2 separate regions of the Mus musculus genome follow, and region 1 is linked to region 2. The links are chromatin loops, found by intact Hi-C in ENCODE. Cell type or tissue: left cerebral cortex. All regions are shown on one strand. Links, peaks and the distances in the headings refer to the core of each region. The heading gives the core; the rest is flanking DNA.

Region 1 (13,042 bases), core at 4,019-6,518, 160 kb before region 2:
AAATAGTGAACGCAAGTTCATAAATTCTCAAGCCAAACACTAGAAAACAAAACTCACCATCACACAACTGTGTAAGAGGAGTCCATCACTGAGATGAGAGATGCTTCGTCATGTGACCTCATCAGCTTGCTGTGCCACATTAACGTGATGAAGGGCAAAAATAAAGACACACAAGTCATTTGGTGAAACTCCATGCAAGTTCATATTTTAAATGTGCAACAAACTAGCAAAGGAAAAATTGCTTCCATATAATAGAGAATATATGAAAATCTCAGAGTGAACATTATTCATCATGGCCAGAAAGGACTGCCTTCCTGAAAGATAAGGGGAAAGGGAAGGTGGCCACCACGGTCCTAAAAGTCCTGGCCAGAGTGACTAGGCAAGAAAATGAAATCAAAGATTTCTAGGGCAGAAGTAAAAATTGTTGGAATTAACACATGAGGTCAATTTTAAAGTAGTGGGATTCAAAATCAGAATTAAAAAAAAATGGTTGTGTTTCTAAGTATTTGCAACAAACCATTTGAAAGGGAAAGTAGGAATACGATATTAGAAATTAACTTAATGTTAAAGACTTATTCCCAGAAAATGGAAAACCATCAATGAGAGAAAATGTAAATAGACGGAAAACTATTTTATGTACATGGATTTAAAATAATGTTGTTGTTGTTTTTAAAGTCTATGCTTCCCAAAGTGATCTACAGATTGAAAGCAATCTCTGTCAAATTTCCAATCACATTTTTCAAATATAAAAAATGATTTTAAATTTTACATGAAGCCAAAGAAAATACAAAATACCAAATCAATCTCATAAAGATAAAACAAGGCTAACAAAGCTTTATATCAGATAAGGGGCTATATGCCAAAGTATAAGAGACTGCTTATAAATCAATAGCAAATACAACCTGTTTAACCCAGTATCAAAACAGCAACGACAAAAATCTGATTTAAAGCCGGGTGTGGTGGCTCACGCCTTTAATCCCAGCACTCGGGAGGCAGAGGCAGGCGGATTTCTGAGTTCGAGGCCAGCCTGGTCTACAAAGTGAGTTCCAGGACAGCCAGGACTATACAGAGAAACCCTGTCTCGAAAAACCAAAAAAAAAAAAAAAAAAAAAAAAAAAAAAAGGCTTTGAAGAAACACGACAAAGTCTGATTTATAAATGAGTTATGACTTTGAAGAAACATTTCTATAAGGAAGATATGACTGCCCAGTAATACTCTGCTTTCCCTTCAGGCTGTCTGGATTAGCTTCTTTTCAAATGAATGACTGATATATATATATATATATATATATATATATATACACAAGATGGTCTATGTCCCAAATCAAATATCAATACCACCCACTAGAATGGCTGCTATCAAAACCCCAGAAGACTTAAGTCTTAGTGATTGGAACCAATAGACGCTGGCATTATTATACAACATGAAAATGTAGCCACTGTGGAGAATACTATGAGGGGCATCAAAAAACTAAGAGAGCCAAACACTGGACCACCAGACAGCATTCACCAGCTGATATGAGGCTCCCAACACACACAGCAGAGGACTTCCAGGTCTGTGTTCATTCAGAGATGATGCACCTAACCCTGAAGAGACTGGATGCCCCAGGGAGTTTAGAAGTCAAGTGGGGTGTGGGATTGGGACATCCACATGGAGACAGGGAGTGGGCAGGAGATGTGGGATGTGGAGCAGTCAGAGGGTGGATGAGGGGAATAAAATATGGAGAGTAAAAAATAAATTAATTTAAAAGTACCTAAGAGAGCAGAACTACTATATGACCTTTCAACTTCATTTCTAAATATGTATCCTAAAATTTAAATCTGATCTTAAAGAGGTATCAATACTCTCATGTTCACTGTAGCATGATGCATGATAGCGAAGCTATAGAAACAGGCTAATTTCATTATTGGCAGGTGAATGGATATTCACCATTTAAGAAAAGTACTTTTGGGCTGGAGAGATGGCTCAGAGGTTAAGAGCATTGGCTGCTCTTCCTGAGGTCATGAGTTCAATTCCCAGCACCCACATGGCGGCTCCCAACTATCAGCAATGGGATCTGATGCTCTCTTCTGGTGTGTCTGAAGACAGCAACAGTGTACTCATACATAGAAAAAAAAACAATCTTTATGTATTTTAATCTGATAAAGATTTAATCTTTAAAAGTAGAAAAGCAATTTTTATAATCTATGGTAAGATGGATGGATCTGGAGGACAATACACTAAGTGAAATAAGTCAGTCACAGAAAGACAAATATAACACGAGCCATTTATAGCATAGCACCTAAAATTGTCAGTCTCCGAGGAACAGTGCAAATGGTAGCTGCCAGGAACCAGGAGTGAGAGGGAGGAGTCACTGATCAATAAACATAAATTTGCAGTTATGCAATATGACTAAGCTCTGTAGGCCCACCACACAACACTGCATGGTCAGCAGTGAACACAGACAATATGTTAAGGATGGAAGTCTCATGGGAAACATCCTTACCATAAGAAAGGATTTATTTTTAAAGCAAAAACAAACAAACAAACAAGCAAACAAACAAACAGCAAGATAAGTAGCAGGTATAAGAGACAACATGTTGTCTTGGTTCTCAAAGTCATAAGTAAAACATTGGCTTACTTCTTAAAATTCTAATCATTCCATCTAGATTGGAGCCCTGGAGTATAAAAATCCATGCAGCTAACACAGGAGACCTGCAGGCTCCTGTACATGAGAGTCCTGTGAGAGATCTGGGAGGAAAATTCAATTGTCAGTGCTTTTCACAGTAAAAGCTGACACTCACCTGCTCTGTTTCCCAGGGTCAGGGTCAGGGTCCGGATAATGACTGTTATCCCATTTTCCAGATGAGGAAACCAAGATACTGAGAAAACAGAAAGGGTAAAGGGAGGGCTCGATCACCATGAGGTCATCTTGCTTAACTCCAAGTTATCTTGCCTTTCTATTGTTAGTAGGTTTCCTGGAGGAACTCTGAAGTTGCACCCTGATGCTTCTGAAACTGCCTCTAGTTCAGGCACATCTGGGATTATTGGTTCATAGGTGAAGATCTTGAGGATTGTGAGGCCCCTCAGGGGCACAAACGCCATATCTGCAACATTGCACATAGGATCAAGTCCTAACCCTGACCTACTTTAGTGTTTTTACAGTCTTTGACAGCCCTGTGTTGATTATTAAACTGTCAACTGTCAACCAAGAAAGACACATGGAGAAGGAAGATTATCATTCTAAGATTTGGTACTAGGGGGGCATGTGGAGTGTGAGTCTTGCTGAAGCCGTTACAGGTGAGACGCCAGTTAACTGACAAACCTTTCGTGTGATTAATAAGGCATCAAAGCATTAGGATAATTGACAGACCTTTCGTGTGATTAATAAGACATCTAAGCATTAGGAAAAACAATCATTTTCCTCTAATGGTTAATTGTTACTTTCATATGTGTGGATTAATATGCACATATCGAATGAACCCTTTCCTGGAACTTGTGGTGGGTAACTGGCACAGATGCGTCATGGCACCAACGAAAGGAACGAGTGTGCAGCTTAGACACGAACAAAAGCATTTTACTACTTGGGGTTTTCTTTTTAATTAGCATGTTCAAAGACATAAAAATAAAATAAAATCACATGGTTCACCAAAAGACATATTTCTTTATCTATTTTTTTATCCTCTCTTTCTCTGTGAGGTCTGGCACTTTAAGGGAGGAAACAGGCTCATCTATCGTCTCTTCTAATGACTTTGATTGTACAGTGTAAGGGAACCTGTAGTCTGGAGAGGGCATTAGTGCTGGATTCTAAGAGCTCCGGTATTTGTACTTTTGACTCTACCATCTTTTATCACACAACAAAAGACACAAATGAACAAAATGTACTATCTATACAAAATACCTGTAACTGTTTTGTTAACCCAAGAGCTGACCTCTTTACATGTAGTTTCAAGCTTAAAATCAGATCAAAGGCCGCAGTCGGGGCCGTGTACACAGGATGACCTCCTTGCCACCTCTGAGCTCCCGAGGGAGAGACTGGGTGTTTTATCATTGTCGTCTCTCTCTCTCTCGACCGAAGAAAGCTTCTGACAGTGTTTGAGTATGAATTGCCTGACCACAAGGCCTTGGGAGATGCTGTGTCACAGCCACCGCGGAGCTAGTGAACTGGCCCGGGCACCCTCGGTGTGAGTCTGGGTGGCTTGCTGGGAAAGATGCTGCACACAGCGCCAGGACAAGTTCTTTTGTTGATGCTGCAACCTCTGGCTGCACTCCTGGGGCCTTAAAGGTGAAAGAGTCTCAGTAGAGGAAAACATGAAAGTAGTGTCCTTCAGTATCTTAAGAAAAGAATGTCTTAATGTTGAGGAAAGCGTGCCTAACATTTTTTTAGAATTTTAAAATAATTTCAAATTTAGAACCAAGTGGCAAGAATAATACAAGCGACTCCTGCTTAGCTTTGACTAGGGCTCATCAGTTATTAATCTCTTGTCTGAATGTCTTACCACCTTCCTCTTTCTGAGGCATATTTTCCCTGCGACACCTGAGATTAGCTTTAGTCCTGGTCCACATGTCTCCCTGTTGCTGTATGCTTCACAGTGTATTTACCGATTACAGCAATGCCTCCTCACATAGAGTATCAAACCCAAGAGAGTCAACAATGACCGTCTCCATTAAAGATCATCTACTTCTTCTAATGTGTTACAGATGAGCGTCTCGCCTCTTCCAAACTGACCGCGCCTTTACTTATCATCCCTCTGTGTTAGCCTCCTTGAGTCTAATACAACTAGCCTTCTTCCTTCATCTTACAGTGTTGACATTTTTGAGAGCTGCAATCCAGTGTGGCTTGCTGCTTCCCGTGATGGGTTGAGGTTCTAATTACATGATAGAAATACCGCACTAGATGACATGGGTTTTCCACAGTTCCTCACACGGGGGTAGGGGTGGGCGAGGGTGGGGGGTGGGCACATGTTTTAAAAAATCACCACATGATCAATTCATAGGTAGAATTTTTTCCACTCTTATCAGATACAGGCTTTACCAACCAGACTGCAAGCAAGCTGAAATACCAAATTACCCACAAGCTAGACTTTTATAGATTAAACAGATAGCTTATATATTTTAGTTTTTACTTAGAAAATTTTTATTTGTATGAGATAATATCCGCGATGGAAAAATAAATCACTCCTGCTGTCCACTGAAGAAATCTCAACAATTTTGAAAGGTGTGGGTCTTCATTCGGGAGCCGGCATGATGAAGCGAAAGGACTTGCTAAGGATCACTTCCGGCAGGATGGATGGTGCAGCCTAGCCAGAAAAGCAAGGTCAAACAATGCAAGCTCCCGCGCACAACCCTCCTCATCCTTCCACAGACCATCTTCCACTCCATCACAGCTCATTGCAAACAAACATGAGTTTCTAAATGAAGAAGGAGTTGATCCATGGCCACATGTGTCACACATCCCGGTGCCTTCAGAATAGCACTGAAGATGCTCCCTGTTGGAAACAAAAGAAGTCCCCTTTGAGTCACTGGGCACTGTGGTGTTAGCACTAAGCAGTAGGTGGCGCTGTGAATATACATTGATTCTGTTCTAGAATCAGGAAGAGGTGAAGTAGGATCCCTTGTGGTTGCTCATGGTGAAGGCAGATGTCGGCTTGCTGAAGGCCGGCTGACAAGAAAGAGCCTTTGTTTCCAACCTCTCAACAGCATTGGCTGTAGACTTGTTTTTTGGTGGTGGTGGGGAGCTTTTCTCCCTCGTGAGTTGTCTATTCAAGGTGACAAACTATGACTAGGGTTTGCTCCTTCTTCGGTCCCAAGGAAGCCGTTTCTTTACCTTTCAAGGAATGCTAGAGACCCAGAGGACATGGAGTCGCTCTTAAAACCTTTGTGTGTTTCTTAGCCAAAGAAATGTATTCTGAATTTTTCCACTTACTTATATGATCTTTACATTTGAAACTGAGCACACTCAACTTTTCTAAAATTTGATTTAGTTTGAAATGCTAGATGGCTGAACATCTTACTTCTTAGAATATCAAGAGGATAAGAGTGGTCTATTTCATGTCACTGTTTATGGTTTTGGAATGAAGAAGGTAAGCTGTGTCATCACACACACACACACACACACACACACACACACACACACACACACACACACAGAGTCCTCAAAGCCCTCCAAACAACAGCATCTGCATAATCCTTTAATGAATTCAGGCCTTGATTATTTGCATTGGGTGCAAACCTGTACGGGCTGATCAGCACCTTGAGACACCTTATGTAAATTATGCAGAGAAAATTATATTCTGGGTTTTTTTTATTAAAAAAACTTAAAGATATCATTAAAACTATGTCTCACCAAATTCTTCCGATGGGGGGGAAAACATAAATAATGAAATGGTATTCACATTTACTCCTTTAAAAGAAATGTTCAGTTTTCCAAGTCAGGCCAAGAGAAGTTATACCTTCTAGAACCATGACATCATACAGCGTATGAAATGTTGACATCTGTTATCAACCCAATTAACTAGCTGCTGTTCAAATTGTGGTGAAAGTGCCCAGGGACTTCTTTTGTACTCTTATCAGTGGTTCAATAGCAAACTGCCAGGCATGTGTGTATCCAGGCTTTGATCTAATGCTCTGTTGGTTGTTGGCTCCAGCTCAAGAGACTGTGGAGTACTCAACGCTGGGCCTGCAGACCCCGGAGAGCAGGATGCTGTTGATACAGTCAATATTTGCATGATGCAATGATAATGCCGTCTTTATGTTATATTCTGGTTTCACCAAAACACGGAGGAAGCTTCCTTTTCAAGAGTGTGCTGTGGTTTTTTAGGAATTCTCTCCCCAACCCCCACCCCCGGGCTCTTTTTGTCTTTCTGTTTCCTGCTTTCCTATCTTTACAAAGAGCTACACCTTTAAAGTTATTACAGTCTCTCTCTCTCTCTCTCTCTCTCTCTCTCATTTTTATTTTAAATATTTTACATTATTTTAGAAATTTGGGCCTTTGCAACATTATTTTATATTCGTGGGGTAATTTCATATCTAGTAAATATTTCCAATCATATCTTATTATCTGAGATGGTCTTTCATTATGTAGTCATTTTTTTCTTTTTTCTTTTTCCAATTTTTATTAGGTATTTTCTTCATTTACATTTCAAATGCTATCCCAAAAGTTCCCTATACCCTCCCCTCCGCTGTTCCCCTACCTATCCACTCCCACTTCTTGACCCTGGTATTCCCCTATACTGGGCCATATAAAGTTTTCGAGACCAAGGAGCCTCTCTTCCCAATGATGGCCAACTAGGCCATCTTCTGATACATATGCAGCTAGAGACACGAGCTCTGGGGGTACTGGTTAGTTCATATTGTTGTTCCACCAATAGGGTTGCAGACCCCTTCAGCTCCTCAGGAACTTTCTCTAGCTCCTCCATTGGGGGCCCTGTGTCCCATCCAATAGTTGACTGTGAGCATCCACTTCTGTTTGCCAGGCACTGGCATAGCCTCACAAGAGACAGCTATATCAGGGTCCTTTCAGCAAAATCTTGCTGGTGTAAGCAATAGTGTCTGCATTTGGTAGCTTATTATGGGATGGATCCCCACATGCGGCAGTCTCTGGATGGTCCATCTTTTCATCTCAGCTCCAAACTTTGCCTCTGTAACTCCTTCCATGGGTGTTTTGTTCCCAATTCAAAGAAGGGGCAAAGTGTCCACACTTTGGTCTTCATTCTTCTTGAGTTTCATGTGTTTTACAAATTGTATCTTGGGTATTCTAAGTTTTCGGGCTAATAGCCACTTATCAGTGAGTACATATCTTGTGTATTCTTTTGTGATTGGGTTACCTCACTCAGGATGATACCCTCAAGATCCATCCATTTGCCTAGGAATTTCATAAATTCATTGTTTTTAATAGCTGAGTAGTACTCCATTGTGTAAATGTACCACATTTTCTGTATTCATTCCTCTGTTGAGGGACATCTGGGTTCTTTCCAGCTTCTGGCTATCATAAATAAGGCTGCTATGAACATTCAACTTAAGTTTTTAGCGTATGAGCAGAAGCAGATAGTGATAAAACAAAACAAAGAAGATCACCAGCCTGGTATCTCATTTAAAGTCAATCAACGTCTATGGAGAAGCTTTCTGGGCCTAGTGTTGTGATAGTTACTAGAAGAAACAAAAATAAACAAGACCCAGTTCTTACCTCTGGGAACATATCCCTTGGGACTTGAGTGCCATTCCATTACCTAAGCAGCACACAGAAACGCCAGGCTGGAGAGAAAGTCCATTCTGATATGCATCCTGGGCAGATGGAAAAGGGGGTTGGTTCTTTGCGCCAGAGTCTGACAGGCTTAGAGAAAGGCACAGGACATGCCTTGTTAGACACACTCAAGCAACAAAACTATTGTGACGAACAGGGGACAACTAGGACTTTAGGAGAAACTCAAGTATTGACATTTTATTAGGGAGGAAACTGAGACAGGAAAACCTGCACAAGTTGGCTGGTAACCTACATCATACGGGACCTTGCAAACACTTTGAGGGTTTACCTTAAAATAATAAACACTACAGCACATAAAAACAGGACGACAAATCAGAGAACCTCAAATCAAAGCTACAGAAGGTCTTCCCTTATCCAGTGATTCGAATTACGCTTTTAGTATAAGAACAGTAGGTACTTTTGAAAGGATAGACCTTGCTTAAAGTCAATCATCACTTATTGAGAAGCCTTGCCAGTTAGAATGACTGTTATCAAAACTTGAAGAATAATAAAAGCTGGTAAAGATGTGGGGAAAAGGGAACTTTTGCATGCAGTTGGTGAGAATATAAATCAGTGCACCTGCTGTAGAAGACAGGATGGTGTTCCATCGGAAAACTAAAAATGATCTGGCTAACCTCTCCTTGGTATATAGCCAGGAGATAACATGAACACGATAACTGCATGCTTACATTTGAGATACTATTCAGAGTAACAGAGATATGGACTCAACATGGTACCCATAGATAAAATGGATACACACACACTGGGATATTCAGTCACAAAGCAGTATGGAATTGTCTCTTTTGCAGGAAAGTAGATTGAACTAAAGGGTATTGTGGTGGTGAGCAAAGTAAGACAAATACAGAAAGGCAAATATTACATGTTCCTTCTTATGTGAACATTTTAAAATAAGTTAACCTCAAATTTAAAGAAGGATTCTTGAGACATTAGGGTGCCAGCATGGAGGTTGAATAGAAAGATAAATAGACTTCTTTGTGAGTATATAGAAATATTAAAGTTAACACAAGTAATTGTACAATTGACATGCATTATATGAATAAAATAGGAAGGCTATGTGCAGATCTGTCATTTGGAAAGGCATTGTGACAACAGGATGAAGGACAAGGTAGATGAATTAGATTAGACTGGGAGACTATAACAGAAGCTAGGTAAAGCTAATTGCTCTTAGTATTTTGAAAATCATAATGCTTCTACACATACAGTCTTTGTATGAAGCAACAGGCGGTCATAGGTCTCTCGAGGTCACCTCTGGCTTGATGAGAATATGGATGTCAGAGCCTCTTTAACAGGCAATGAGAATGTGAGTATGCATTAGCAGTGGGGACACAACATTTATCTGGCAGAGGAAGTCTGAGGGCTTCAAAAAGAAGTATGGGGCTGTGGAGACAGTCTAACCAATAACTTTGCATGCTTAAGGACCCCTAGAATCTACATTTTAAAGGGCCAGATGTGGTGGGGAGTGTCTGTAATTCCAGCACCAGGGAGCCAGATGTGGTGGTGTCTGTAATCTCAGTACCAGAGATGCAGAGACCAAGCCAATCGCAGAGCTTTCTGGTTAGTCAGATGAACTGACTTCATGACTACAGGCCAGGAAGAAACCCTTGTCAAAAATATTGACAATTTCCAAAAGATGCAGCCTATTTTATCTTTTGAACACCACGTGAATATATATACACAAACACATATACACACGTGTGCAACACACACACACACACACACACTCACATACACAAAATAAAGAAGAAAAAAAACCCAAGTTTTTGGAAGATTTAAATAGGGAAAGTGAGATGCGACAAAAAAAAAGTCTGTGTCAATTCACTTTCTGTCGCTATGTCTAGTACCTGTCAAACTCAATTTAATATATTTTGGCTCAGTTTCTGCTCTTAGTAATTGTCTCTGTTACTGCCAGGCATGTAGCAAGACAGACCATTATAGCTGGAAGTACATAACAGGGCAAAGCCGCTTAACTCACCTTGCTGGGAACCGGTAAGAGAGAAGTGCCAAGACCAAATTTCCTCTAAGGGTTCATTCCATCGACCTAACTTGTTTCCACTGGGCTCTACCTTCCAACGGTTCCAACACATTCTAATAGTAACACAGGCTGTCGACCAAGGTTTTAGCATGTGGACCTGTTGGGGAAATTTCAGATAAATCACAACCAACTTCTAGATGAGTCCTGGGATTTTAGCCATGGTGACCAAATAGCCAAGGAGCTTTCGCCAAGGTATAGAACGCAGAGGCAATGATACCTGGCTGAGATTGTTAGGATGTGTACAGAGTATCTTGGCAGAGATGTCAGAAAGGAAATCTAAGGATCTGGTTAGTCATAGTATCTATAGTGAAAACATGCTTGTCTTAGAACTCTGAGCCTGCAAAGAGAGTCACTGGTTGAGTTTCTCCAGTGGGATCAGATGGAATGAGATAGAAGCCTGGGGGAACACCAGCTTTGATGTGCAAGAGGAGGAGTAAGCCCAGGAGGCTGAGAGTCAGGAGATGGGGGAAGGAAGTAAAGAATCCTAAAGCATGAAGAGAGAACAAAGGCATGGCCCCCAGTGTCTGCAACAAAGGAGACATGCTCTTAAGAGATCTCACTAACAGTAACAATTAGCCAGTTACTAAAGTTTCCCTATCAGGAGAGTTTCAGTTGAAATTTAGTGGGACATATGTACTAAGAATGCTACTGAAAGCCAAGGAGTAAGTGGGAGATGAGAAAGTAGTCATAGAATATCCTTTTGACATTGGTTGTAGTTATGAGTGGCAGGACTTTTAAAAATTATAATGTCGGGGTATTAAAACAAATTGTCCATTTTCAGTATGGATAGAGGCATATGGTTCTTACAGCGGATAGTTCAACTTAAAATTTGCCCACCGTACAGTGGTGAGGGACCATGCAAATTCACTAGGAGCCTTTCAGTTTCGAGTTTTGACCTTTCCTGATACAAGAATAAATGGTGGGCTACTGTCTTAGTCGCTGTTCTATTGCTTGGAAGAGACACTGAAGCCAAGAAAACCCTTATAAAATAAAGAATCTAGTTGGGGGCTTGCTTACAGTTACAGGTTGGTCCAATATCATCATGACAGGAAGCATGGCGGTATACATGGTGCTGGAGCTGGAGCTGAAATCTACATCCTGATCCACAGACAGGGAGAGAGGGAGACACTGAGGCTGGCATGATCATTGAAACCTCAAAGCCCAGCCCCAGTGACACATTTCCTTCAATAAGGTCACACCTTCTACTCCTTCAAATCTCAAACGTTCCCACTCTCTTGTGACTAAGCATTCAAAAAAAAACGGACCTCTGGGGCTATTTTCATTTAAACACCACAGGTGCTTTACACCGGGCAGCTTCCTGCCCTTCGACCACTGGTAGTAAGCTGCAAGCTAAGGTTAGGCGTATTAAATACATGTTCAGTATTTAATATCTTCAGTTCAAAATGGGCTTATTAAAATGTATATCACCACAGGTCAAGAAGTATCTGTGTATCTGATTGCCTTTCCCCAAAATGTTACGAACAATTATTTCTACAACTGCATTAGACAATCTCTATTTTTGAAACCCAGGGCTGTTTTCCAACTTGTGTTAATCCAGTAGAGGGAAAACTCTCTTTAATTTGCCATTGCTTGTTTGGTTTTTTTTTTAATGTGGTTTAACAGGTTATGTAGGAATCAGCAACTCTAATCACTCTCCATAGTTACATCAGAGTGCCACTGTGACCCCATCCTCCACCCAGGAGGGTGGTGCTTGCTTGACACATTCTGTGTATTCCCCATCTCTTTGAAAGGTCTGGGGTTTCTCGGGTACTACCTTGTTGTTTTTCTTGACTTGGTTGCTCCAGGCTTAATAAGTGCTTCAAGGCAGCTTTCAATACTTCTGTAGGAAAGTGAGTTCCCTGGTCACCCGTGTTCTTCTTAGGACAGGCCTTCAGTGAACCCCTTCTCCCACCTTGCCCAGAAGGAAAACCCCTCCAGAGCCCATCTGCAGGGTTGGACCTCGCTGTACATCCACTTGTGGTTTGAGTTGTTCTCTCCCCTTGCTTTGCTCTTCAGCAATGCCATCTCCTTTGATAGGTTGTTTTTTTCGAGGTTCTAGCCTGTTGATTGAAATATATGTTTTAAACAAGCCCAAGAACTTACTTTTTAAAAATAATCTGTCTTTTTAATTATGTCTTGGTTTACAGTTCCCTAAAGGGACGCTGATATGGTAGATTGCAGATAATGTATATGCACTGAGAATTGTATTCAGAAACCAGGCATATAGCTGGGTGGCAACTCATTGTTGAATTGTTAGTCTGTACTCTTGAAATGTTTTATTGAGAAAAATACTGCCTATTTGTTGTTTATTCATGTAATTTGTAGGATTTATTTTTATTTTTATTTATTTATTTTATTAGGATTTATTTTTTTAAAAATGTTGATATTCCACAGCACCAATTTAATATATTTCTGCTATTGTTCCCCCACCCCTGCTACATACATCAAATCATTGTTTGTCTGTCTATGCTGTTCTCTTATCTCAACTTGGAGAGGATTTCTTAATTAGATAATTTCTAATATTTTTTAAAGATTTATTTATTCATATTATATATATGAGTACACTATTACTCTCTTCAGATACAACAAAGAGGAAATCAGATTCCATTATATATGGTTGTGAGCCTCCATGTGGTTGCTGGGAATTGAACTTAGGATCTTTAGAAGAGCAATCAGTGCTCTTAACTGCTGAGCCATCTCTCCAGCCTAATAATTTTTCTAAGAGTGATATTTAATTACATTAGTACCTAGAAATCATAAGAGAAGTT
Region 2 (13,042 bases), core at 7,050-9,549:
GCAAGTTAGATGGACACACACACACACACAGAGAGAGAGAGAGAGAAAGAGAGAGAGAGAGAGAGACTGAGCTTGGTGTGTGGTTTTGAAACCTCAAAGCCTACCCCCAGTGACAGGCCTTCTCCAACAAGACCATACATCCTAAGCCCTTCCAACTCAGTCCATTAACTCAAGACCAAGCATTCAAACTTATGAACCTACGGGGGTAATTTTCATTCAACTCATTGAATACACGATGAGGCTAATCTAAATATTTATTCCAGAGGATTTTTGAGAGATTAAAATAAGATAATACATACAAAGACTTAAATAGGGTAAGATACAAAGTAGTTAATAAATAGTATACTATTATCAAATATATGTAATTATATAAGCTATTAAATGCCTAAAATAAGCAAAAGTCAATACATGAAGTAATATTGTATCAAGTTGGATTAAATTGTAAGCAGCTAAAGTTACTTATCCTGAAGAATATACCTATGAGCTTAACCAGGACTAGTACCAAATGATATATAAAGCCAGCTGGTGAGGGTTGAAGTTGAACTGGGCAGGCACTGAAGGGTGGTTGCTACATATATGTTGACTTACGGACTGAGTATTTCATTTGGTAAGTGATACAGCAGTGAATGTGAAGACATAGGAATAGCATGGGATTTAGGCTAGACAAGAAGACAATGCATTGGGTCTGTCTATACCGGGACGAGTCTAAGATAGAAGACTCTGGGGTCCAAATGGTCTGTTTAGATCAGGAGGGAGTCATGATAGACTTTTGATCAAAATCGTGTGAGCCATTTAAGGAAAAGTTAATCTGAGGCCAGTGTGACAAAAGAACAGCAGATTTTGTGAAAGAAAACTTAGACATTGAGTGGTCAGGTAGAGTAAATGTTCAGTGCTCTAGAGAGGTGGTGATCTGATACAGACCCTAACCAGACTAGGACAGTAGGGTGAAAAGAGTTCAGATAGCTGACAGGAGTTTTACTGGACAAGATAAGAGGATTGCTATGGTTCTTACCCTCTATTCACAGGCAGGAGGTAACCCCTGTGGTAAGCCGCCACACATAGCACCAATATGCAAATAGTCAGGAACTCAACACAAGCACACCGAACATTCGTACATCTGGTCTACCTTTGTGTGGGTCCTTATAAGACTGATGCTTTATCACTTTAGAGTCATTGAAGGCAACACAAGAGTCAATGATAGGGAGCAGCAAGAGTGCAGCTTTTGAGAATCAGCCATTGTTTAACTGTCTATAACACTGGGTTGACCCTGTAAACATTATTGTGAGTGCTATTATTATCTTTATCTAGCAGAGAAGATAAAAGACTCAAAATGAGAATTTTCTAAGCCTTAAAACATCTTGGGCTAGAGAGATGTCTCAGCAGTTAAGAGTACTGGCCGCTCTTCCAGAGGTCCTCAGTTCAATTCCCAGCAACCACATGGTAGCTCACAACCATCTGTAATGGAATCTGATGCCCTCTGCTGGTGTGTCTGAAGCTACAGTATACTCGTCATATAAATAAATAAATAAATAAATAAATAAAATCTCTAAAAACTTCACATTTCTAGTCTCACCTCAAATATCATCTCTGTAAGGAGATTTTAAGAGTCTGGAGGCCATCTGAACTCCCCAAAGACCCAGTGATACTCTTTCATGGTGGTAGAACTTAGATTGTGGGCATTCCTGTACTTTTTAATCTCCTTTAATAAATGATGCTTCTTTAACACAAAGGCTTGTTGGACTCATCTTTTTATTCCTCACAGAAATAGTCCCAGAGCATCATGGAGTAGTAGGGGGCTCAGAAAACACTCATTGAGTTGATTGAGGTGTTTACAACTAATAATCTCTAGTCTACTATGGGTGTGTTCATTTGAATGTGTAATTGCTTGGTTTCCCCCTGGATCCTTTGAAGAGTGTGTTGATACCTCTGAAGTTCTGATGCATTTAATTAAACATGTTATCTTTTTAGAGTTCTTATAGCAAACAACAGATTACATATTAAAATGTATTCATTGTTCAGTCAACAAAAGACCTGCGTATCTGTTTGAGAATTCGGTTAACAAAGCCACCAAGGATGAGAAATTACAGTGTGATCCACAGCATTAACCAATTCTAGCCACCTCAGATTGATGTTTTCAGATACTCCCTATTCTATTTTGTATTCTCCTCCCACCCCAAACCACTCCATCCCACTTTCTTTCTTTCTTTCTTTCTTTTTTTTTTTTTTTTTTTTTTTGGTCAGAAGGAATTTCTTCCTTGATAATTCTACACATTTCTATCTTTTTTTCTTTTTCTATTGCTCTTACTGCAAAACTTTGCTGATTCTCTGAACTGGCTTATTGAGAAGGCCCATTTTAACCCAAGAGTTATTTTTGGAGCAAGCAGATAGCTGCAACCTCCTGCAGAAATGCCACCATGAGACTCCAGGCTCACAGCCCTCTGATAGGGGGGCAAACATATCCCTCCCCATCTTACAGACAGCTGCCAAAATTTGATAGACAAAACTGGTTTCCTGGAAGGCAGCATGGTATTAGGATTTTCCATTTCTCACACAGGGCTTTTAAAGGCTCGCATTGGTGTTTGTAATTTTTTCCCCTTTAGACTTATCCTAGAATATACTTCCAAAAAGTTGCAGCAGAGGAACCTGGAGTAAATGTTTTTATATTGTCACTACCTCAGATGAATCATAACCAGGTGAATTAGGACTTTTGTACAGTGGCTTAAAATAACTGTCTCCATTAGCTTTCATTTACATGCTGTGTGATTCTTAGGCAAGTTGTAGCCTCTTTCTAATCCAGTTTCTTCAACTGCCAAAAGATATAGTTATAATAACTACCCACTTTTCTGGCTTGGGGGAATGCTAAGGTAAATGAACATGGCTGTTAAAAAATATATAAACTTCCCTGGCATCATAAATATTCAATAAATGACATCTGTGAACAAGTCCTCCAGCTGTCTTGTCATGCCTTGTAGACCATGTTGGGTAGCCTTCATGGTTTACCCAGCACATCCTTTCTGTGTAATTAGGAATGACTCTTGGAGGATTCCTCAAGACCATAGTGTTTTAGAAGTGAAGAAAAGGCATGGAGAACTTATACTGCAGTACTCTAATGCCATTTGCTCCTTTTTTGATCAGTTTTCTACCTGCTTCTGGCTAACCCTCTGTGTGTACACTCCAGGTTGCCTATTCACCTCCCTCCTACAGTTCACCTGAACTGGGACACCGAATGACAACCATTGCAAATCCTTCTTGGGCCCAGAAGATGTTTGGGCCTCCCTTTCCCTTCCTGAGGCCATACGGCTTGCCCATCAAGCCAGTGTTCCATGAGAATTTGACTCTCTTATCCAAAGAGGAGTTCCATGATTGTTAGATCTGAGACTTTAAGCCCAACATGTTTTCCTCCTTACTAGAAACCTAGAAGCTTGTCTTATTAGATATTTTCTCTTTTTGTGTAGTTTTCTGTGAACTTAGAAGAATCTAAATCAGTATTCTTTGTATTAACAGATATAGCTTTGGGATATCACAGATTTCTTTTTTTCATTACCTTATAGGAAAAGTCCACATTATAAATGCACAGAAGCAGAGAGCTGATGCTGCTAGAGGGTACAATGGGGTTTTGTCTCAGCAAACATTCTTCTGGTCCTGTGATGTATCTCCTTGATTCCTTCCTATTTTAAAATTAATATAACGCACAATTAATCTTTGTGCTCAGCATTTCTCCAATTTAAAAAAAAACACCACTTCTTTGTGTGTGTGAACTCATCAAGCAAAACTTGAACAAACATCTCCTGGAAATCCAGAGTAGAGGGCTTTAAAGCGTTCATTTGCTTTTCTTGGCATTCACTTTCTTAAAGAAGTCAAAAAATTATCGAAGCATGACTTTCATTTCGGAGGCTGCATTGGCTACCCTTAATCAAGCTGTGCTTTTCTCAGGGTTCCCCATTTAATCTTCTAAAATACTTCCTAAGACTTTGCCCCCCACAATGGAATCAAAACTAAATGGTCTGTAATTTCCTCAAGTGTTCCCAGATCCTGTTGTAAATAATGACATTGTGCTGGCCACTTTCCAGTCTGAATAAAGTGACCTTGTAAAAATGTCTGCTCACTCTTCTATAATGTCTTTTTCTGCTTTTTGTAGGGCTCTTGGCTACAGCTTGGCAAACAATACCTATTCCAAGACACACCATTCTTCACCCCAGTCATGTCATTTCCTTCATATAGGCACCACAGGATCCAGAACTAAAGGACTTATGCTTAAAAGTTAATTAATATTTTAAAATAAGGAATTATAGGTTCACTATGGTAGAAGGCCAGACTGGATGACCTATGAATATTCGAATTGACAGAAAGAAAATCTATTGTGGTTTTGCAAACTCTAAGACAGTATTAAACTTCCATTCAACCATCAGATAGTTTTTTTAAATTGTAATCATGTTCAATACTTTCTCTTTTCGTAACACAAAAACATTTTAAATTAGTTATTCCAAGCTGGCAGTTAGAAAAGGCTCAATTCACCCCATTGGTAAAGGTAGATTTCTATTCTTCCTTGGCAATTATGTTGTATTCAAATAAGAAACATGTGATATCCTGGTTGTGGTGGTACTTGCCCTGTTCTCACCAAGCCCCCAGGAGGAATCAGGATGTCTGGTAAGACCTAGGAAAAGCAGCTAAAGCCACTGAGGGGGCCGAGTACTTCTCACATGAAGACAGAATGAAAATACAGAAACCCATTAGTGTGTGATAACAGAAGCTGAAAGGGGAGAAATAACTAGCCTCTCCAGGTCTCTGGCTGTGTAGGACCACCAGCAAAGCAAGCTAATTAAAATTAGAAACTTACTTTTTTTTTTCATGGCCTACATATACATTTTATAAGTTAGATGTGATGCTGTAGCTAAGAGAAATCGGACAGGTGGTGGTCATGGTAATTTTCATCTCCATGGTAGATTTTTTTTGTTCCCTTAGGAAAAACCAAATGGTAATAAAATTGTAGCAGTATTTTGAACTTCAGAAACCAAATGGTTAAATCGATTTTTAAAGGATTATAAAGCTAAAAAGGAGACCATTAATTCTTTTTATCTTAATAAAGTAGAGAAGAAATAACTACATTGGTGGTAGGGGGGCAGGTTTGGTTCTGATTCTGCGCAAAGCAATTGCTTCTGCTTGGGCTTTCGGAACTATAAACATCACAGGCACTTACGGGGGTCAGTGTGCATCCATTTCCTTTCCCTTGGTATTGTTGTTCATCTTTATCAAACACCTACAACACAGCACACTCCATTGTGGGCTGCTGACGGGAAGGTCCTACATAATTAACTAATTAGATGATTCATCCTAAACCTAAATTAGCATTATTAGGTCTTTTATAATGATCGTTGAAGCACGGAAATTAATTTTCTTACTAGCTATGACCATCATTCGCTGTGAGCACAGTATTAAGAGATAATGCCACGCACAGTAGGAAATCTCTATGGGCAGAAAATGAACGTGGTCATCCTTGGTTCACCAATTAGGAAACCTATTGTGTGGCAAAAACATCGTTTCTATGCTGTGATATGATCAAATAGCCATTAATTACCCTCACTAGTGAGAATTACCTTCTTTGTTGAAGGAGTATCACATTCCATATTATAGCTCAGACATGTCAGGAGAAACCAGCAACAAAAACATCAATTTCTAAAAATGATACATGTCATCCAAATCATATTAACCTGAAATGCTACGGGTCAAGTTAAATTAGCATAAGCTTTTTTGAAGAACCTGAATAATATAGTTTACCCCTTAGCCTTTAGATGTATTGATTAAATAGGTCATTGTCATCTGCCTACAAACACAAATATAATCAAAGTATACTGTTCTCTAGAAAACCAAATTAAAAACAAAACAAAACAATTAAACACATAAACAAAAAAACCAGTAGTATCCAATCCAGGTTCCAGGTAACTGAAAATGTGTTTACTGACTCATGCTGAGGTGACATAATAATGAGCAAACAAGTCCCTGGATGCTCTTTTGACATCTGGTGTGTGATTGTGTTGCATATGTTCGCACATGCATGTTTGAGTCCATCTATGCAAATATGTAGAGTGCCTTCAGACAGGGTGCAGGGGCTTTCGTGATAATCTCAAGGGAATCTATGGGCAGCCTCCCCTTCACGGCACACTGCCTTCAAAGGCTTGTAAAAGCAGCCACCCTGGAACGGAGTGATTTCACCGTTCAGCAGCCAAGCATGAACAAACATGAGTGTGATCATGAGCTGTGGAAGGCTCACTAGGCAGAGACATGGTGCACCGGTCAGGAGGAGACCTGCCTCAGGTTGCCAAGGTTTCATCTACCTTCTCTATAAACTGGGCCACTGTGGACTCTAGAGCTCATTTCCCTCATCTTTAGAACAGTACCAAAGGTTTTGTGTGTGTGTGTGTGTGTGTGTGTGTGTGTGTGTGTGTGTGTGTATATGAGAGAGAGAGAGAGAGAGAGAGAGAGAGAGAGAGAGAGAGAGAGAGAGGTCTCAACCTGATCCAAATACTGGCAAAAAAAATCCCAACAACAACAACAAAAACCTAGTAAACTTGACTAAATAAAAATTAAATCAGCACAGTACTATTAATAGTGATATTTTAGGATAGTCCAGCATAGCAGGTGGAAATGTGTACTGTAGAAAAGGTAAGCTCATGGATATATTGGTAGTGTTAACTATTCAAACCATGGTAATTTATTAGGCTATTCTGTCTATTTCTGTATATATTTTGAATTCCCTGAGTCCTCGCCCCGACCCTTGTGTTGTCACCTCAGTATCTATTCTGGATCTCTCTTCAACTCTCCCAGGGGCCCTCCTGTGAGCAACGATCATCACCCCAACCCTCTAGAGGAGACATCTTGTGACTCCTTTGGGAGTTTTCACTTGCAAACTCAAGTAACATCACAGTGATGGGATGGTGTGCTCATGTTTGTCACTCAGAAGTACCCAGAAGACGACTTCATTTCCTGAAGACATATTTAGCAACAGCATCGTCTCCTCATTGCTGAGAAATGTGCCATCCTGGCAGCAAGCACAATTGTTACAATGATCATTCAACTTACAAAACTAATGCTTCGTAGAAGAAACAATGTATCAATTGACCTGGGTTAGCCCTAGAATTTAAGGACCCCATTAGCATCAACCCTTGCTCAATCTACTGAAAAAATGGTTTTCTCTTATAGCTGAGATCAGAAGCCCTTCCAAAAGCAATCATTTGAGTTAGCTGAAGTGGGTATTAGCTCACATGGGGTAGATGGCTCCTCTTAAGGTCTTTTTAATTGTAGATACCTTTCTACAGGTAAAGAGAGGGTTTCTTGTTCATGTAGACACAAATTGAATAATTTCTTTTAAATATCTAGATACGATTTGTCTTTGAGGGTGGGGGTGGGGGTGGGGAAGAGAATCTCTTATAAGCCTCAGGACCCCATAATAAAACACAAAACCCCTCTGAACAAAAATTAAATCTCTGTGATTTTTTTCTGAAGTCTTTTTTTTAATGTTTTTAATTGAAAGAGTATTGCATCATTTCCTCTCTCTGTTTCCTCCCTCCAGCCCCTCCCAACTACCCTTCCTTAAACTCTTCCCATGTCCTTTCACTTTCAAGTTGATACCCTCTTCTTTGAGTATATGCTTTATATATGTAAAAATATATGTGTGTATATACACATATATACACACACATATACACACACACATACACACGCATATACACATACATATATATATACATACATGCATATATATATACACATATTTATGCACAAATATACATAAATATTATCTTCTGGGTCCGATTTTGTTGTTCTGTGTGTAGAATATGGCTTCAAGATTGACCACACCACTTTGAACAACCAATAAGAGAACTCATCCAAAAATCTTAGAGAAAGCCTACCCTAGGTGTGTCTCTAAATGATCTTTACAACAACCCACATTCAGCTGTCTGGAAGGGAAGAGGATCTTTTCCTTGAGTTGTCCTGGTCACCATAAACTGGAGATATGATCTGGTTGAAACTGGATGATATAAACCACATGGTGTGCTGGTGACCCCTGATACAATACCCTGCCCCTCTTTTGAGTTGACCTTCAAAGGGAATACCCAAAGCGTATCTGAGCATGTGCAAGGCCACAGATGTGTGCTGCCCTCTGCTGGCAAGCAGTTTGACTGCAGTTTTTTTTCCCCCAAGGGTATACTTGAGTAAACTGACTTCTTCCTGTTTCCCTTCCCAGCCGCATCTAAGAGAAATCACTCCTCGGGATGTACAAACTGAGTTCTGGATGGTGAGGATGGATTTTAGGGGCATGTCGGACCAAAGAAGCAGAAAGGCCACAAACCAGGGAAGTGCCACTATAAATCCAATATAGCCCACAGGGTTCCAATGTATTTGCTTTGTAGGGGGGACATTTTCATTTGAACCCTTGTGACATTTGAGTTACTTAATATTGAATGCATTCTGTGATGTATTCAGAAAATGCATTTCACTAATGTTTCCCTAATTCATGGGGGCTGCTGCTTTACCAGTCACTGTGATCCTTAGACTGTGGAGTTGCATAGCATGTAGATAGTCTGTAAAAAGTGCTTAATAAAAATCATTTAATTCTAAATTACATGAGTGCACTTAACCCTAAAGATATTAAAACTGATTGTTTGATGTATTGCCATGAGTAGGTAGAAATTCAAAAATAAAAGCTTCCTGCACTTAAATCGAAGAGCACGGAGCTCATAGCCACTCGGCACGAGTGCATGCATCAGTGTCATGAACCTGGGCTATGATAAACTAACCCATTTTGGGCTTTTAAACTGTAAATATAAAGTACTTGAATTTGATCAGTGATGAGATACATAAGTGAGTTTTTCTCAGAAAAGTACTGTGTGTGACCTGATAGCCTGTTAAAAGCCTGTGGAGATCACCTGCCACTTACTTGTGGACTTTAGCAAGGGTGGCTGTGGGGCCAGCTGCTGATGCTTGACAGGGCTAATAATAGTCTAGACAGTATCCTGGAGGCTGAGCTGGTGCGAGCAAAGAGGAAGAGCTGGTCTTTCTGCTGATTGCATTTTACTCTTAGTTTCCAATCTGTTCGTTACGGTACCATCCCAAGCCAACAAGGGGGCCTTCGTCAGTCTCACTTACGCATCAAAATACATTTTGGAGGGATGTGTCTGATAAAATCGAGAGATTCTCGCTAATACCCATGCTTTAATGAGACAGCAAGAAAGATTATAAGCTACAAGCAATCTCCCCTGTGAATGTCTGGTTTTGTCACCAGTCGCATCGATGTGCTGCCCTTCAGGATTGTCTTAGCTCTGAAACTCACCGTTTGCCTGAACCCTACTAAGTGCTGAGTGACAGAAGGCAAGAAAGGGTTTCTCCCTCTCTCCAGGTTAGCTATGCTTTATGCTTGGCTTTTAAGGTGTCTAGAGAGCTGAAGCTCTTGGAGTTTTTAATAAAAATTAGAAACATCGGGGCAATGCTAAACTGAAAACTCCTATTGAGAACCACGCAAAGCTGCATATCTCACTGTGACACAGCTCTCACTAGATGCGATCTATTTAAGTAGGTCATGTGAGGCATAAACAAGGCCTGGGTAAAGACGTCTTCCTAGAGCATGCCCTTTCACTGTTTTAATTCCACTGGAAAACACACACCCTTTGCAATTACTATACAAAGGCGCTGCAAAACTAACATCAGTTTCTTTGGAAATAGACTCGTGATTGGACGTTGCATGCAGGAATTCTCTGGGATGTGTGCTTTGGGGAAGGAGAGGGTGTTCCTATCTTTGCAAGGCTCAGCGGAGAGCATTAAGTTGTGATGTACTTGCACTACAGCTCTCGTCCAGTACAATGGAGAACCCCAGGGCTAGAATGGCCTTGCAGAATTGTCCCAAATGTAGTTAAGGATGCCTGGCTTTTAAGTGGTCATTGAATGGCCTCTGTGTGATAGAAGGGACATAACCTCAAGTGAGACTGTCTACTTTGGTTAGGGAAGTTTCCAGAGAAGAAATTTAACTCTTCCTAAGACCTAGGGAGAATGAGTGCAGAAGGGCTGAAGGAACGTGCAGGGTAGTGCGGAAGGGTCCACCACATGCAACTTGTGCCTTATTGGAACCGCCTGCTTCTCACAGCCACTTCCTTCCACGTAGAAGCAGGAGCTCCGGGATTCTGGTTAGCACTGCTTTTTGTATATAATCATGAAAGGAAAAGAAATAGGAGCATTACCAGCTCCTGCTGCTGTATTCAGTCTTGAGGGCCACAAGCTGAGAGTAATTTCCCTATTCTGTTACCCATTCTAGATTCCTTTCACCTTTGCTAGAAGCTCTGACCATCTAGGTATCTAAACTGGGGTTCTCCTCTCTGAGAGCTATGGAATCCCCCACCCCCCCCAAGAGCACCATCACCATGCTGCTCTTAGACCATGACCTCTGCGTGCGTTATTTTGCAGTTAAAAATCAGGCAGGGAGTGCAAAAGCACACCATGCACCCCCGAATCCTTTGTCTTCAAGGTGACAGTGTTCTGTGATTCTCCTCAAGTAGGATCATGCTGTTGACTGATAACATGGTAAGTGGAGAAACGGGGGTCAAAGGATTCCACTTGGACGTCCCATGTTTAATAACTCACTTTATAGGATGAGCCAAGGTGGGGGTTCTTCCAGCTGCCAGCTACGTTCACTACAAACAATTATTCATGGGCCATCAGAATAGTCACTGAGTGAGTCTCAGTGTCAATGGCCAGAATGAAGTGGTTAGGGCCTCATACTTCATACGACTCTAACATTCCCCACTAACCCGAGCGTTATTCAAACAGTGGAGATCTCTAGGTATTATTGTCGACTTAAATCTGATATCCAATCATCATAAAAAATATGCATATTGTCTATTATCCATTCTGCAGTTATTTTAGCATATGGTCATAAGACGCTTTGGGGGAGGCCTGGGTAATCCTTGCATTGTACTCTACCCATGATGCTGTTCAGTCAAAGCCACTCAGTTGACAAGTGGGCTCAAGTGTCTGAGGATTGGTTCAGCTCAGAAACTAGAAAAGAACACTTTTTGCCCCCATTGAGTTGGCTGCCCTCAGCATCTCCATCACTCTTTCTTGGTGTGCAAATGAAGCAACGTCCTTGCCAGTTGCTCCTCTACCCTGCCCCTGGGAACACTGCATCTTACTAATTGTCTCCACAGCTCTTTTAGTGTCAACCCATCTGAATGCGACTCCTGCAGGAGTGCTCATTGTTGCAACCGGTTTCGTTTTGCCCATTGGAGAATATAGAGTCTCCTGTGCGGTTCTTGTTGGCCTCAGGTTCTCCATTCTCCCTCCTTAGCCTCTCGAGTGTTAGGATTATCGGTGGGTGTGCCATACCCAGCATTAATCTTTTGACAGCATAGTTTTGACATCATCACCACTGTCCTATGACTGGCAGTTCTATAATAAAAATCCTCTCTGACTCACAGATCACAGAAGGCAGCCCTCACCAAGCTGCTCAGCAGTAATGGTTGTATTCCTTATTGGTCTAGGGACCAGAGCTCTGTGCAGATATCCCTGATACATATCACTTACTGGGACCTATTTTATTTTTATGCCGTCTATCTGTGATGACATGTTCACTCACTGTTTGTCAAACACTTCACTTTTAAATCTAGACCCTTACTTTTACCCAACTTCCCTCCATCATGCTGGCATTGTCTCCTGGGGTCCTTGCTGGGAAGTAAGACTTATGTTTCCGGAGAATGCTCCTATATTTTAAAACTCCTTTATCCAGCTTTGCATTCTGTCCCTCTGTCCCGACTCTTTGGGTCCTGGGGCACTAGCTTGGCTTCCATTTCCTTATAGGCTCAGCGCTTCCCTGGCTGGGTCATGTGGTAACTCATTGATCCTCAATTTTAGCCTGGTTGCCAGAAAAGAAGATATAGGTGGATTCTCGGCCGGGCTAGTGTGATCTAGCAAGCAGAGGCCTTCAGCATCTTGAGTGAAGAGTAAGAGACACTAGCCATTAGCAAAAAGTAGAGTGGTCTCCTTTCAGCAGGCCTTACATTTCAGCTTGATCCATTTTCTGTGTTCTTAGAAGCAGCAACCCCTATGACCCCACCTCAAGTTTCAGAATCCCACTCCCTATAAAGCTCTAGATACTGGTGTAGGACATGTTCTGGTGTTCAAAAGTTCTTTCTTTGGCACTCTTCCAACCCTAAAACTGAGTCCAGATCATGGGCCCCAGGGTTTTTTGGACCTCTAGCTGTAAGAAAGCAGAATGACATGTGGCCAAGGAGCCCGCTGACTTTCATACTCCCCCTTGAGTTAGCGATGAATTATCCTTTCACCTTTCACTCTCTTTCAAATATAGTGATAACATCCAACAAGTAGTCAGACCATTTCCATAATCTTTATACATAGTCTCCTTGTAGTTTCTCTCAAATGGCTGAGAGTCCTAGCTCTATTCTAAGTGTCTACTGTCCTAAAGAAGGTCTCTGGGAAATAGACTCTGAGAGAGAAAGTTGCCTGTTTCCTGAGATAGATAGATAGATAGATAGATAGATAGATAGATAGATAGATAGATAGATAGATGGATGGATGATAGGTAGATAGATGATAGGTGATAGATAGGTAGATAGATAGATAGATAGATAGATAGATAGATAGATAGATAGATAGATAGATAGATAGATAGATGGATGGATGATAGGTAGATAGATGATAGGTGATAGATAGGTAGATAGATAGATAGATAGATAGATAGATAGATAGATGCATGGATGATAGGTAGATAGATGATAGGTGATAGGTAGATAGATAGATAGATAGATAGATAGATAGATAGATCTTGGGGAAATTATAGATAGAATATAGGTTCAGATTAATGTGCTGCATATAGGTATAATATGCTGCAGCATAAACCCCAGCCAACACCCTAGGCAATGCTGGTGCTGAAAGCCATTCTCAAACTGAGGTGAGGGGCAGGAATTTTGTCTTCGATGTTTTGAGATTCAAAGTCTGGTTGTTTATTTGTGACTCTTAAAGACTCTTATTTCTGACTGAA

What was found. Hi-C counts contacts between places; a loop is a spot of excess contacts. Peaks named below come from ENCODE experiments on the same cell type or tissue, not always from the same donor. Only the 100,000 strongest peaks of a DNase experiment are listed, where the experiment ranks them.
Region 1: it touches region 2 in a loop (7-fold over the local background); 16 of 42 quality-filtered maps call a loop at or near these places.

What each region holds. Positions count from the first base shown.
Region 1 is chr12:56,236,391-56,249,432 of GRCm38, forward strand. Gm36754 (a long non-coding RNA gene) reads right to left here and starts at 2,869. Exons shown (of 3, transcript XR_381611.1): 1 at 2,784-2,869; 2 at 58-129. In left cerebral cortex, for the core only: a CTCF peak has its summit at 5,543 (motif pointing right); a DNase peak (open chromatin) is centred at 5,552.
Region 2 is chr12:56,396,901-56,409,942 of GRCm38, forward strand. It overlaps the pseudogene Gm18027. Among named protein-coding and RNA genes, the nearest start is that of Mbip, 58 kb to the left of the region's middle. In left cerebral cortex, for the core only: a CTCF peak has its summit at 8,162 (motif pointing left); a DNase peak (open chromatin) is centred at 8,144.